Regions from separate parts of the Homo sapiens genome. Here region 1 is linked to region 2. A link is a loop called in an ENCODE intact Hi-C map of the cell type or tissue named here. Cell type or tissue: tibial artery. All regions are shown on one strand. Links, peaks and the distances in the headings refer to the core of each region. The heading gives the core; the rest is flanking DNA.

What was found. Peaks named below come from ENCODE experiments on the same cell type or tissue, not always from the same donor. Only the 100,000 strongest peaks of a DNase experiment are listed, where the experiment ranks them.
Region 1: a loop joins it to region 2, with 2.1 times the contacts of the local background. A loop is called at or near these places in 1 of 110 quality-filtered maps.

What each region holds. Positions count from the first base shown.
Region 1 is chr15:41,080,688-41,085,687 of GRCh38, reverse strand. It overlaps INO80 (INO80 complex ATPase subunit), which reads left to right. Exons shown (of 36, transcript NM_017553.3): 7 at 105-319; 8 at 4,615-4,668. Among named protein-coding and RNA genes, the nearest start is that of INO80, 33 kb to the left of the region's middle. In tibial artery, for the core only: no CTCF peak of the experiment used is centred there; a DNase peak (open chromatin) is centred at 2,895.
Region 2 is chr15:41,149,972-41,160,830 of GRCh38, reverse strand. No RefSeq gene overlaps it. Among named protein-coding and RNA genes, the nearest start is that of INO80, 39 kb to the right of the region's middle. RefSeq lists an enhancer at 8,885-9,385. In tibial artery, for the core only: no CTCF peak of the experiment used is centred there; no DNase peak of the experiment used is centred there; H3K27me3 peaks cover 218 bases.

The DNA.
Region 1 (5,000 bases), core at 1-5,000, 72 kb after region 2:
TGTCAGGTGGAATAAGGAAAGAACCTTGCATGTTTTAAGTCATGAGGTTGCTTTGTGACTATCTCCTGTGGAAGTGCAACCTGTTGCATCTGTTTCTTTTGCAGCTAAGTTGAAAAAAGTGAAGAAAAAAAGACGAAGAGATGAAGAACTTTCCTCTGAAGAATCCCCTCGTCGCCATCACCACCAGACCAAAGTCTTTGCCAAGTTTTCTCACGATGCACCTCCCCCTGGCACTAAGAAAAAGCACTTATCCATTGAGCAGCTGAATGCTCGTCGCAGGAAAGTATGGCTCAGCATTGTGAAAAAGGAACTACCAAAGGTAAGTGAATGCCTCCAGGAGATGGAAATTAGGAGAATGTTTTCTCTCCCCACCCACTAAAGAGGAACTCTGAGAGCTAGATACTTTCACAGATAGGAATTCTGCAAAGAAACTAATCTGTTGGAATCAAGAAAATGCTGAGTAGTACTCTTTCAGTTAACAGTTTCTTCTAGAATGTGGTCAGAATTCACAAGACAATTAGTTATTGTGTGATGCTCCGTGGTCAAAAAATTGGAGGACAACTTCTTCAAGAAAAGAATGCAGTTTTCCTAAATATAGCAATAGATACTTGACAGCCAATTTATAGGTGATATTAGAAAAAATTAAAAAGAGGCCAGGCATGGCAGGTCACACCTGTAATCCCAGCACTTTGGGAGGCTGAGGTGGGTAGATCGCTTGAGCCCAGGAGTTTGAGACCAGTCTGGACAGCATGGTGAAACCCCATCTCTCCAAAAACTACAAAAATGAACTGGGCGTAGCGGCACATGTTTGTAGCCCTCCCTATGCAAGTGGCTGAGGCAGGATAGATAGAGCCCAGGAGGTTGAGGCTGCAGCGAGCTGAGATCGCACCACTGCACTCTAGCTTGTGTAACAGAATGTGTAACATAATAAATATTTATTTATTTTATCTCAAAAATTAAATAAAATAAAAAGGAGTTGATATGTTTCTTAGAGAATTTACAAATGTTTGAATGTTGCTGGATAATCACAGGCACTAGAATAAAATGTGAACGAGTTAAACATGTATAAGCATTTTTCCTCTTAATTCATTTGGTTTTGATAACATTTTATTTTATTATTATTATTTTTGAGATGGAGTCTTGCTCTGTCGCCTGGGCTGGATTGCAGTGTCATCATCTCGGCTCACTGCAACCTCCGCTTCCCAGGTTCAAACAATTCTCCTTCCTTAGCCTTCCAAGTACCTGGGGCTACAGGCAGATGCCACCATGCCCAGCTAATTTTTGTATTTTGGTAGAGATGGGGTTTCACCATGTTGGCCAGGCTGGTCTCGAACTCTTGACCCCAGGTGATCTGCCTGGCTCCGCCTCATAAAGTGTTGGGATTACAGGTGTGCGCCACCACGCCCAGCCAATAACATGTTATTTTGATATAATTTCAAAATTAATAGTTGCAAACCAGATGCCATATGTAGCGTTTTTTTTTTTTTTTTAAAGAAGTTGCAATTATAGTCCAAGGAATGTCTGTTTACCCTTAAGTGAGATTCACCAGTTGTTTACATATTACTCTTAAGGATGAATTGAGTGCAATCCTGATAGGAACAGGATATTTCATTATAAATTGGATTTTTTTTAGAAACGGGATATTTTATGAATTGAGAAAAGTTGATACTAAAGTCCATGTGATGAAGTCAGAATGTAGGAGTAGCTGGGGAAGAATTGGAAAAATCCCCACTAAACGTTAGAACACGCTACAAAACCTCTACAGTTAAAAAAGTATGGTACTGGCACATGAATAGGCAAATAGATGAGTAGAATAAGCTGGTGGACTTACAAATTAGTAGTGCCGAGACAACTGGGTAGCAATTTAGATAAAACTAGATCTGCATCTTACACATATACTTCATATAGGTTAGTATGACACTTTTTAAACTATGGAGGTTATAGTGTGTTTTAATTTTTTTTTTTTTTTTTTTTTGAGACGGAGTCTCGTCTCTTGCCCTGGCTGGAGTACAGGTGTGTGATCTTGGCTCACTGCAACCTCTGCCTCCTGGGTTTCAGCGATTCTCCCACTTCTGCCTCCCAAGTAGCTGAGTAGCTGGGACTACAGGTGCGCGCCGTCACACCCAGCTAATTTTTGTATTTTTGGAAGAGACGAGGTTTCGCCATGTTGGTCAGGCTGGTCTTGAACTCCCGACCTCAAGTGAGCTGCTCACCTCAGCTTTCCAAAGTGCTGGAATTATAGGTGTGAGCCACCATGCCCAACCTGTTTTAATGTTTTGAGGATATTACCTTTGATCCCTTGGTATGGTGGTGTTTTGCTACTGTAAAATTAAAATTTTTTTTCCATAGCAGTTAATAAGTATTTCTGGAGACATAGTTGATGCTTGAGCATTCTTTTTTTTTTTTTTTTTGAGACGGAGTCTGGCTTTGTCGCCCAGGCTGGAGTGCGATCTCGGCTCACTGCAAGCTCCGCCTCCCGGGTTCACGCCATTCTCCTCCTTCAGCCTCCGGAGTAGCTGGGACTACAGGCACCCGCCACGACACCTGGCTAATTTTTTTTTGTATTTTTAGTAGAGACAAGGTTTCACCCTATTAGCCAGGCTGGTCTCGATCTTCTGACCTCATGATCTGTGCGCCTCGGCCTCCCATAGTGCCGGGATTGCAGACGTGAGCCACTGCACCCGGCCTGTGCTTGAGCATTCTTGATGGGAAAGTTATGGGAAACTTTCCCATGACTTAGTACCTGATGAAGAGGCCTCAGATGGTGTCCTTTCAATGAAAGAAATGAGTTTTCATTTCTTTTTGAGATAGGGTCTTGTTCTGTTGCCCAGGCTGGAGTGCAGTGGACTCATCTTGGTTCACTTCAGCGTTGATCTCCCAGGCTCAAGCAGTCCTCGCACCTCAGCCTCCTTAGTACCTGGGGCTATAAGTGTGTGCCACCACACTGAGCTAATTCTGTTTATTTAATTTTTTTTTGTTTTTTGAGACGGAGTTTCGCTCTTGTCACCCAGGTTGGAGTACAATGGCATGATCTCGACTCACTGCAACCTCCACCTCCCGGGTTCAAGCAATTCTCCTGAGGTAGCTCCCTCCTGGGTAGCTGGGATTACAGGCGCCTGCCACCACACTCAGCTAATTTTTGTATTTTTAGTAGAGACGGGGATTCACCATGTTGACCAGGCTGGTGTTGAAGTCCTGACCTCAGGTGATCCAACCACCTCGGCCTCCCAAAGTGCTGGGATTACAGGCGTGAGCCACCACGCCCGGCCCAATTCTGTTTATTTTTTATAGAGACGAGGTCTCACTATCTTGCCCAGGCTAGTCTCGAACTCCTGGACTCAAGTGATCCTCCTGCCTCAACCTCCCAAAGTGCCGGGGTTGCAGGTGTAAGCCACTGCGCCTGGCCAAGAAATGACTTTTTTTTTTTTTTTTTTTTTGAGACGGAGTTTTGCTCTTGTCACCCAGGCTGGAGTGCAGTGGTACGATCTCGGCTCACTGCAGCCTCCGCCTCCTGAGTTCAAGTGATTCTCCTGCTTCAGCCTCCCGAGTAGCTAGGATTACAGGCATGTGCCACCATGCCTGGCTAAGTTTTCTATTTTTAGTAGAAATGGGGCTTCACCACATTGGCCAGTCTGGTCTCAAACTCATTACCTCAAGTGATCCACCCGCCTCGGCCTCCCAAAGTGCTGGGATTACAGGCGTGAACCACCATTCCTGGCCAGGAAATGACTTTTTAGTGGGAATATTTGAGGTTCCTGGCTTCAGAGTGACAATAGCTCTTTAATTAGTAAGAGTTTTTTTTTTATAAAAGGCTCATATATTCCCTTAAATTTGCTGTCTTACGTGCAAACATTAAAGAAATGGCTTTCAGACCTTCTTTGTCACTTTGAACCCATTGTTTCTTTAACATCAAGGAGAGTACTCTTCAGTACTGAAAGAGCCACCCAGCTCTGCCTCTTCAGCATCTTCTTCCATGTCAAATAGACATCATGGGGAGTCAGGTTTCTGTACTGACTTTTGTTTTTCCCCTTAGCTAGAGTGGAAAACACAAATAGCTGGGTTGTGGGCTGCTGGGTCATTTTGTGTTAGGTCTTCCTTGGAGTTTAGTTTTAGAGAAGATTAGGCTTATGTGGTGGCAGAAACTGAGTAATAGTGACATCAGGTTTGCCTAGGCTGGAGGTGGGGCTAGAATCACACTTAGGAGACTAGTTTATCTTTCTCCTAATGATTCCTGTATCTGGATGCCCTGCTCTCTCAGCCTTGCAGATTGGCCCTGGTAAGCAACATGTTTTTAATCAGGATAGTGCTAAGGTTTAGGTATTGTAACATTTTTCTAGTCCACTTCAAGCCTTACATGTAACTTAACATCTTCCCAAAAGTATACAGAAGACTATTTAAGGCATCCACAATGCTGACTTATTCTTCTTGAATGCTTCTTTAATCGTTTTATGTATGGCGTTGAGACAATACATCTGGATGACTTATAGAAGTAATATATCTTGCTTGGCTTGACATTTTCTAACCCTCTAGGAATTGAGTAAAAGACTGTTCATTCTACATAGTCTTAGTTCAAAAATGAATCCTAAATGAAATATTGTTTTTTAAATATTTTAGGCAAATAAGCAGAAAGCTTCAGCTCGTAACCTGTTTCTCACCAATAGCCGAAAGGTAAAATTGTAGTTTTGTATTTTCCATTTCATGTTTTGCTGGAATATATTCTTCTTCTTTGGGGTCCATCTTGCTGCTCTTGTCCGTCGTAACCTGTTGATCATGAATCTAATAGTTCGTAAGAGAGTTTCTGAATGTTCTCAAGCTGTTTATTTTTTATTTTTATTTTTTGAGACAGAGTCTCAGCCACCCAGGCTGGAGTGCAGTGGCAGTGATCTTGGCTCACTGCAACCACCGTCTCCCAGGTTCAAGCGATTCTCCCATCTCAGCCTCCCGAGTAGCTGGGATTATAGGCACCTGCCATCATGCCCTATAATTTTTGTATTTTAGTA
Region 2 (10,859 bases), core at 3,207-8,206:
GAATCCCAGCACTTTGGGAGGCTGAGATGGGTGGATCCCGAGGTCAGGAGTTCGAGACCAGCCTGGCGAACATGGGGAAACCCGTCTCCACTAAAAATACAAAAATTAGCCAGCCGTGGTGGCACATGCCTGTAATCCCACGTACTCGGGGGGCTGAGGCAGGAGAATCACTAGAACCGTGGAGGCAGAGGTTGCAGTGAGCTGATTTCGCACCACTGCACTCCAGTCTGAGTGACACAGTGAGACTCCATCTCAAAGAAAAAAAAAAGGAAAGGGGGTGCATTTTACCACCACTTACCACCACTATTGATGTTCCCTTTGTTTAGTTATTGCAAACAGTGTTGCTACGAGGTTTCTTATATATGTATCCTGGTGTAAACATGCATGAATTTCTCCAGGAGTGGATTTGTTACATATGTATATATTTAACTTTGCTGCCTTCTGCCAAACTGTTTACTGATTTACATACCCAACAGCAGTGTATGAGAGTTCCTAATATGCCACATTCTCACTAACATTAGGCGTACTGTTTTTTATTTTATTTTATTTTATCTTATTTTTTGAGATGGAGTCTTGCTCTGTTGCCCAGGCTGGAGTGCAGTGGTGCAATCTCGGCTCACTGCAACCTCCGCCTCCCAGGTTCAAGCGATTCTTCTGCCTCAGCCTCCTGAGTAGCTGGGATTACAGGCATGCGCTACCACGCCCAGCTAATTTTTGTATTTTTAGTAGAGACAGGGTTTCACCATATTGGCCAGGCTAGTCTTGAACTCCTGACCTCAGGTGATCCACCCATCTTGGCCTCTGAAAGTACTATGATTACAGGCGCGAGGCAACACACCCAGCCAGAAGAGAGAAATAACTTAATTTGTATGGGTCAAAATCATTTTTGAGGATACAGTCTAAGTAGAAATAAATTAATAATAAGGAAAATAAACAGAATAGCAAATACAATTACTTTGTAAACAAAATTAAATATTATAAAATAATTTTTTTTTGAGATGGAGCCTCAGCCTTTCAAAGTGCTGAGATTACAGGCGTGAGCCACTGCGCCCAGCCTAAAATTAAAATTTTAAATTTTAATAAAAAAAATTAGCCTGATGTGGTGGCATCCACCTGAAGTCCCACCTCCTAGGGAGGCTAAGGTGGGAGGACTGCTTGAGCTGGGGGGATGGAGGCTGCAATGAGCTATAATTGCACCACTGCACTCCAGCTTGGGCAACAGGGCAAGACTCGGTCTCAAAAAAAAAACAAAAATTATTTTCTGGCCTGACACAATGGCTCATGCCTGTAATCCTAGCACTTTGGGAGACTGAGGTGAGAGGATCGCTTGACCCCAGGAATTTGAGACTGCTGTGAGCCATGATTGTGCCACTGCCCTCCAGCCTGGGCAACAGACCAAGATCTTGTCTCAGAAAGAAAAATTATTTTATTTTTCTTTTCTTTTCTTTTTTTTTTTTTTTGAGACAGAGTGTCACTCTGTTGCACAGGCTAGAGTGCAGTGGCGCGATCTCAGCTCACTGTAACCTCCACCTCCAGGGTTCAAACAATTCTCCTGCCTCAGCCTCCCGAGTAGCTGGGACTACAGGTGCATACCACCACGCCTGGCTAATTTTTGTATTTTTAGTAGAGACGGGGTTTCACCATATTGGTCAGGCTGGCCTTGAACGCCTGACCTCACGCGATCCACCCGCCTCAGCCTCCCAAAGTTCTGGGATTACAGGCGGGAGCCACCACACTCGGCCAGAAAAATTATTGTCTTACTCCACCATTCTAAGGATATTTCCTTTGTTATGTTTTTTGGTTTTGCCATTTATGTTTAAATCTCTAATTTACCTGGGATTGATTTTTTAATAAACTGTGAGGTAGGGATAAATTTAACATATTTCTGTATATGGACACCTAATTGTGTGGCATCATTTATTGAAAAACTGCAGTGCTCCCACCATAAATTATCCAGTGTCAATGCATGATGGGTCTTTGCTGGGTTCTCTGCTCTGTACTATTGGTTATTTATTTATTTTATGCTGATAACACACTGTCTTAATTATTATAGCTATTTTATTTTATTTTTATTTATTTATTTATTTTTGAGACAGAGTCTCACCCTGTCACCCAGGCTGGAGGGCAGTTGTGCGATCTCGGCTCATTGCAACCTCTGCCTCTCAGGTTCAAGCAATTCTCCTGCCTCAGCCTCCTGAATGGCTGGGATTACAGGCCTTGTGCCACCATGCCTGGCTAATTTGTATATTTTTAGTAAAGATAGGGTTTCACCATGTTGGCCAGGCTAGTCTCAAACTCCTGACCTCAGGTAATCTGCTGACCTTGGCCTCCCACAGTGCTGAGATTACAGGCATGAGCCACCGCGCCCGGCCTACTGTAGCTTTATTTTATTTTATTTTTTATTTTTTGAGATGGAGTCACATTCTGTCGCCCAGGCTGGAGTACAGTGGCACAATCTCTGCTCACCACAACCTCCGCCTTCCGGGTTCAAGCAATTCTCCTGCCTCAGCCTCCCGAGTAGCTGGGATTACAGGCACATGCCATTATGCCCAGCTAATTTTTGTATTTTTAGGAGAGATGCCGTTCAACCATGTTAGTCAGGCTGGTCTTGAACTCCTGACATCAAGTGATCCGTCTGCCTCAGCCTCCCAAAGTGCTGGGATTACAAGCGTGAGCCACTGCTCCTGGCTTTTTTTTTTTTTTTTTTTGTCTTTTTAGAGATGGAGTTTTAGCCTGGGGTTGCCCAGGCTGGTCTTGAACTCCTCAGCTCAAGAACCCACCTTGGCTTCCCAAAGTGCTAGGATAACAGGCGTGAGCCACTACACCTGGCCAGTAATTTTTTATTTTGAAATAATTTTAGATTTACAGAAGAGCTGCAAAGACAGCACAAGAAATTCCCACATGCTCTTCAACCAGGTTCTTTTTTGTTTTGCTTTGTTCTTATTTTTATTTTTTCTTTTCTTTTTTTTTTTTGAGATGGAGTCTCACTCTGTCACCCAGGCTGGAGTGCAATGGCGCGATCTCCGCTCACTGCAAGCTCCGCCTCCCGGGTTCAAGCGATTCTCCTGCCCCAGCCTCCTGAGTAGCTGGGACTACAGGTGTGCGCCATCATGCCCAGCTAATTTTTTTATTTTTAGTAGAAATGGGGTTTCACCATGTTGGTCAGGCTGGTTTCGAACTCCTGACATTGTGGTCCGCCTGCCTCGGCTTTCCAAAGTGCTGGAATTATAGGCGTGAGCCACCGCGCCTGGTCTTTCTTTCCTTTTTTGAGACAGAGTCTTGCCCTTTCGCCCAGGCTGGAGTGCGGTGGTGCGATCTCAGCTCACTGCAACCTCCACCTCCTGGGTTCAAGTGATTCTCATGCCTCAGCCTCCCACATAGCTGGGATTACAGGCACATACCACCTTGCCCATCTAATTTTTGTTTTTTTTTAGTAGAGATGGGGTTTCACCATGTTGGCCAGGCTTTTCTTGAACCTCTGCTACTATAGTCATTCCTCTGTAAGCCATATGGCACTTTTTATTGTGCCTATCCTCATTCAAATCCCCTGAAGTTTTACTGGTGCAATTATCCTCATAATTGCCCATGGACTTACTTTGTCCTTACTATTCTGCCTAGCAAATTCAAACTATGAGCGAATCCACAACCGAATCATATCGAACTTGGCCTCAAGTAATCTGCCCTCCTTGGCCTCCCAAAGTGCTGGGATTACATGTGTGTGCCACCGTGCCTGGCCTATTTTCTATATTTTTAATTGATAAATAATAATTGTTCATATTCATGGGTTACATAATGACGTTCCACACATAGAGTGTATGAGGTCATCACCTAGATTGTTCTAATGTTAATATCTTTTTTTTTTCTTTGAGATGGAGTCTTGATCTGTCGTCCAGGCTGCAGTGCAGTGACGCGATCTCGGCTCACTGCAATCTCTGCCTACCGGGTTCAAGCGATTCTCCTGCCTCAGCCTCCCAAGTAGCTAGGACTACAGGTGTGTACCACCATGCCCAGCTAATTTTTGTATTTTTAGTAGAGACGGGGTTTCACCATCTTCCTCTATTTTTAGTAGAGAAGGGGTTTCACCATGTTGGTCAGGCTGGTCTCGAACTCCTGACCTTGGGTGATCCACCTCCCTCGGCCTCCCAAATTGCTGAAATTACAGGCATGAGCCACTATGCCCATCCGCTAATGTTACTATATTAGAAACCATGATACATCTGTAAAAACTAAGACATAGACATTGGTAAAATAAGATTAAATTACTGGCTATATTTGGATTCTACAATTTTTCCACTAACCACCTTTTTCTGCTCCAATATCAAGTCCAAGATAATACATTGTTAGCTACTCTTAATAGCGTATTTTATAAAACTTCATTTTTGGCTGGGCATGGTGGCTCACGCCTGTAATCCCAGCACTTTGGGAGGCCATGGCAGGTAGATCACCTGAGGTCAGGAGTTTGAGTCCAGCCTGGCCAATATGGTGTAACCCTGTCTCTACTAAAAATATAAAAAATTACCTGGGCATGGTGGCACGTGCCTGTAATCCCAGCTACTCAGGAGACTGAGGCAGGAGAATTGCTTGAACCCGGGAGGCGGAGGTTGCAGTGAGCCAAGATTGCACCACTGCCCTCCAGCCTGGGTGACAGAAAGAGACTCCATCTCAAAAAACAAAAACAAAAACAAAACAAAAGAAAACGAAAAAAACCCCACAGAACTTTCTAGTAATTCTAATTACTCTGTAGATTCATTAGTATTTTCTACATATACAATAATATTGGCTGAGGATGGTAGTTCCCGCCTGTAATCCCAGTAATGTCGGAGGCCAAGACAGGAGGATCACTTGAGCCCGGGAGTTTGAGACCAGCCTGGGCAACATAGCTAGACTCCACATCTAAAAATACATAAAAAATTAGCCGGTCATGGTAGCACACCCCTGTAGTCCCAGCTACTCAGGGGGCTAAGGTGGGAGGATCATTTGAGCCCAGGAAGTTGAGGTGGCAGTGAGCTGTGATCGTGCCAGTGCACTCAGCCCAGGATACAGAATGAGACCCTCTCTCACAAAAATATTTTTTTCCTCGGGAGGCTGAGGCAGGAGAATTGCTTGAATCCAGGATATGGAGATTGCAGTGAGCCAAGATCATGCCACTGCACTCCAGCCTGGGTGACAGAGTGAGACTCCATCTCAAAATATATATCTATATATTTTTTTTCAATTTTTTAAAATTAAATTTTAAAAGATTATGAGGCTAGGATTAGGAATATTCTTTTACAATATATAATAATCTGGTAAAAATGAATATACTGTGTAAAAGACATATCAGATTTATCATGCTGGGAGCCACTGCAGGTAACTCTCACTGTATCTGAAATTAACCAGTACTCAGAGTCTGTCTTCTTTGTACATATTCTCTGCTCCTAGTTTTTATCAGTTCTTTCTCATAAATTATTTCTCTTTTCCAAAGTACTTTTTTCTTGTCTTAGTTCAAGCATTTATCTCCTTATTTTTGTTTATTGGTTGGTTGGTTTGTCACTCAGTCTGGAGTACAGTGGCACAATCTTGGGTGAGCCACCACGCCCAGCCAATTAGACAGTTTTTATATTTAAGGCCTTATAATCTGAAAAACAAGATATGTAAAAATAAGTATTTTAATGGAATAGCTCTTGGATTCACATGCCGGGAGCTCCTAGTAAGGACCTTAGAATGGGGGAGACAGGTGGGGCGTGGTGGCTTATGCCTGTAACCCCAGCACTTTGAGAGACCGAGGCAGGTGGAACACGAGGCCAAGAGATGGAGATCATCCTGGCCAACATGGTGAAACACCGTATCTACTAAAAATACATAAATTAGCTGGGCGTGGTGGCGCGTGCCTGTAGTCCCAGCTACTCGGGAGGCTGAGGCAGGAGAATCACTTGAACCGGGGAAGCGGAGGTTGCAGTGAGCTGGGATTGCACCACTGCACTCCAGCCTGGCGACAGAGCAAGACTGTCAAAAAAAAAAAAAAGAATGTGGAAGTCTAGGATAAATCAGGGGATCTGGGAGGAAGCCCCATAATGGGGTCCTAAGAACATAATTTTGGGGTCAGTCTTTGAGGGCCCCAAAGAGAGGGGTCAGGATATGGGTGCAGGATTTGTCATCAGCAAAGATGCTGGCCACAAAGTAGAACAAGAAGGGTCATGTGAGTCAGTGTAAAGGATACTGCAGAAAGAGTCGGTTAGAAACTGTGTAAGGGGTCAGAGCTTCCGCTGAAAAGGCTCCAGGGCCAGGCTGCTGCCCTGAAAGGAAACTGGAATGACAGCCAGGGACCCAAGCTGGAAGTCTGTTGTTCAGACTGACTGTGTTTATTGCATAGGCAAACAGGAAGACTCAATTCAGTGTTTTTTTGTTTTGTTTGTTTTTTGTTTTTGAGATGGAGTTTCGCTCTTGTTCCCCAGGCTGGAGTGCAGTGGCACGATCTCAGCTCACTGCAACCTCCGCCTCCTGCGTTCAAGCGATTCTCCTGCCTCAGCCTCCCGAGTTGCTGGGATTACAGGCGCCCGCCACCACGCCCAGCTAATTTTTTGTATTTTTAATAGAGACGGGGTTTCACCATGTTGTTCAGGCTGGTCTTGAACTCCTGACCTCAGGTGATCTGCCCGCCTCGGCCTCCCAAAGTGCTGGGATTACTGGCGTGAGCCACCGTGCCTGGCCCTCAATTCAGTGTTTCTTCAGACATCCAACACTGTATACTCCAGGCCAAGGCAGCTGACTACATCCTCACTAAAGGGAAAAGAAAATAACTTACGCCAGGCAGCCAGGCATGGTGCCTAACGCCTGTAATCCCAGTACTTTGGGAGGCTGACGTGGGCAGACCACTTGAGTCCAGGAGTTTGAGACCAACCTGGGCAAAATGGAGAGACCCCATCTCTACAAAAATTAGCAGGGTGTGGTGGTGTACACCTGTGGTTACAGCTACTTGGGAGGCTGAGGTAGGAGGATCGCTTGAGCCCCAGGAAGTCCAGACTGCACTCCAGCCTGGGCAACAGAGTGAGACCCTGTCTCCGAGAGAGAGAGAGAAATGGTAGAAATTGTGGCAGGCAAGGTCCTCATTGCTTTGGTGCTAGTGGGGCCGACCTCTGTAGGTAGCAAACCGTCAGTGCTCAGAAATGTGGGTCCATGGAATATGCAGGAATCAGTTCACATCAGAATGTGATTTTTAGCCTAGACAACATAGTGAGACCCTGCCTCAACAACAACAAAAATTATTCAGGCGTGGTGGCACGTGCCTATAGTCCCTACTATTGGAGGAGGGCAGGGGTGCTAGGGCAGGAGAATTGCTTGAGCCCAGGAGTTGGAGGATGCAGTAAGCTATAATCTTGTCAGTGCATTTCAGCCTGATGGACGAGACAGCAAGACCCTGCCTTAACAAAGAGAAAGAAGGAATGTGATTTTTGCAAAAGAAAGGTACGTCTGGTTTGACAGAGGTTTAGCAAGAGAGAAACGGAATCAGGGAATGTTTCATGAAGGAGTAAGAATTTGAAAGGGCTTGAGATTAGTGGCATGCGCCTGTAATCCCAGCTACTTGGGAGGCTAAGACAGGAGAATCACTTTAACCCGGGAGGCGGAAGTTGCAGTGAGCCAAGATCGTGCTACTGCACTCCAGCCTGGGCGACAGAGTGAAACTCTGTCTCAAATATAAATAAGTTAATTAATTAAGGAATATTTTTAATGTATAAACATCCATATCTAATAGTTCAGGATTTCTTTTTAGGGTTTCACTAAAGTTTTTGGTTTCTAGATATCACGTAATTCTGTATACAAAATGTGCCAGAAAGGGTTATATTATTAGTAAAAAAAGATTAATAATTCTTTTAAACTTGATAATTAATTAGAAACATTTGGGTAATTTTTTCATAGTTAAAGCTCTTCGTCTTGATTAAAATAGGAAGTATTGTAAAAATGCATCAGCAGTTTGGCAATTCTTTTTTACATAGTTAAGTGTAGTGGTGCATCCGGAATTGGTGGGTTCTTGGTCTCACTGACTTCAAGAATGAAGCTGCGGACCCTCACAGTGAGTGTTATAGCTGTTAAAGCCCGCATGGCCAGAGTTTGTTCCTTCTGATGTTTGGATGTGTTCCGAGTTTCTTCCTTCTCGCGGGTTCGTAGTCTCGCTGGCTCAGAAGTGAAGCTGCAAACTTTCCTGGTGAGTGTTACAGCTCTTAAGGCGGCACGTCTGGAGTTGTTTATTCCTCCTGGGGGGGTTCGTGGTCTCGCTAGCTTCAGGAGCAAAGCTGCACACCTTCACAGTGAGTATTACAGCTCATAAGATCAGCGTGGACCCAAAGACTGAGAGTGAGCAACAGCAAGACATATCGCAAAGAACAAACCTCACACTACATGTAACGTGATCCGAGCGGGTTGCCATTACCGGCTCAGTCAGCCTGCTTTTATTCTCTTATCTGGCCCCACCCACATCCTGCTGATTGGTCCATTTTACAGAGAGCCGATTGGTCCATTTTGACAGGGTGCTGATTGGTGCATTTACAATCCCTGAGCTAGACACAAAAGTTCTCCACATCCCCACTAGATTAGCTAGATACAGTGTAGATTGTTGCATTCACAAACCCTGAGCTAGACACACGGTGCTGATTGGTGTGTTTACAAACCTTGAACTAGATACAGAGTGCCGATTGGTGTATTTACAATCCGTTAGCTAGACATAAAGGTTCTCCAAGTCCCCAACAGACTCAGGAGCCCAGCTGGCTTCACTCAGTGGATCCCCCACCGGGGCGCAGGTGGAGCTGCCTGCCAGTCCCGCGCCGTTCGCCCCCCACTCCTCAGGCCTTGGGTGGTTGATGGGACTGGGCGCCGTGGAGCAGGGGGCGGCGCTCCTCCGGGAGGCTCCCGCGGCACAGGAGCCCACGGAGTGGCAGGGAGGCTCAGGCGTGGCAGGCTGCAGGTCCCAAACCCTGCCCCGCGGGGAGGCAGCTAAGGCCTGGTGAGAAATTGAGCACAGCAGCTGCTGGCCCAGATGCTAAGCACCTCACTGCCCGAGGCGGCGGGGCCGGCTGGCCGCTCCGAGTGCGGGCTGGCGAGCCCATGCCCACCCAGAATTCAGGCTGGCCTGGAAGCACCGCGCACAGCCCCGGTTCCGGTTCCCGTAGGCGCCTCTCCCTCTACACCTCCGGGCAAGCTGAGGGAGCCGGCTTCGGCCTTGGCCAGCCCAGAAAGGGGCTCCCACAGTGCAGCGGGAGGCTGAAGGGCTCCTCAAGCGCGGCCAGAGTGGGCGCCAAGGCGGAGGAGGCGCAGAGAGCGAGCAAGGGCTGTGAGGGCTGCCAGCACGATGTCACCTTTCAATGGCTCAAGGGATTCACCTTGCCCAATGCCTAGAAAGACCCGATTCATCAAGACGGGAATTGCAATAGAGAAACAGTAATCACGCAGAGCTCGCTGTGTGGAAGACCAGAGTTTTTTTGTTTCTTTTTTTTTGAGAAGGAGTCTTGCTCTGTCACCCAGGCTGGAGTGCAGTGGAGCGATCTCTGCTCACTGCAACCTCTGCCTCCAGGTTCAAGCGATTCTCCTGCCTCAGCCTCACAAGCCGCTGGGACTACAGGCGCACACCACCACACCTGGTTAATTTTTGTATTTTTAGTAGAGACGGGGTTTCACCATGTTGGCTAGGCTGGTCTTAAACTCCTGACCTCGTGATCCACCCGCCTTGGCCTCCCAAAGTGCTGGGATTACAAGGCGTGAGCCACGGCATCCCACCCGAGTTGTATTATTACTTAAATTACTCTTTCCAAGCATTTGGGGAGCAGAGTTTCTAAGGATAACTTGGTGGGTGGAGGGAAGTCAGTGAGCCAGGAGTGCTGATTGGTCAGAGATAAAATCATAGAGCGTCTGAGCTGTCTTCTTCTTCTGTTCTGAGTCAGTTCCTGGATGGAGGCCACAAGATCAGATGAGCCAGTGTATTGATCTGGGTGGTGCCAGCTGATCCAGCAAGTGCAGGATCTGCAAAATGTCTAAAGCACTGATCTAAGGAGCAGTTTAGGCAGGGTCAGAATCTTGTAGCCTCCAGCTGCAGGACTCCTAAACCATAATTTCTAATCTTGTGGCTAAATTAGTCCTACTAAGGCAGTCTAGTCCCCAGGCAAGAAGGAGGACTGCTTTAAGAAAGGGCCTTTACCATCTTTGTTTAAACTATAAACGACAAACTAAGTTTCTTCCAAAGTTAGTTCAGTCTACGCCCAGGAATGAACTAGGACAGCTTGGGGGTTAGAAGCAAGATGGAGCCAGTTAAGTTAGATCTCTTTCACTGTCTCGGTCATAATTCTGCAAAGGCACTTTCACAAGCATGAACCTGGATTTAGCGTAAAGTTGCCTGCATTGCTTCACACTATGTTTACTGTTTTGCCTGGATAGTGCTAGATTACTTATTGGTTGTGTGCCTAAAGTGGATTTCTTGATTGCACAGAATGTATAATGATATTGGTGAACTTAAGGATATTGAATTGTGTATCAGGAATAAAATATTCATTATATGGGTTTTTTGGGGCCCTGGGTAACACTGTGGCCTCCAGAGTAAATTGAGCAGGAAAATTTATGGTTGGTTTCCTGTTTGTTTTTGCTTCTGGTTTTCATTTGTTTGCTGTTTATTCTCCTCTGGCTTTACTTGTGTATGCATATATATAAAACCATGGTTTTTTTTTAGTTCCTAGTGGAAGGCTTTTATTTAGTTCTGTGTTTCTATGCATTTCTAGCAAGTCATCATACATTCCATATATCTGGAATTCCTGAGCTACCTTTGTCAGGCCTGCAGGAATTAATGGAGCATGCCAACTTTTTATCCTTAAAATAACTTTTTGGATTTTGGGCTTCCT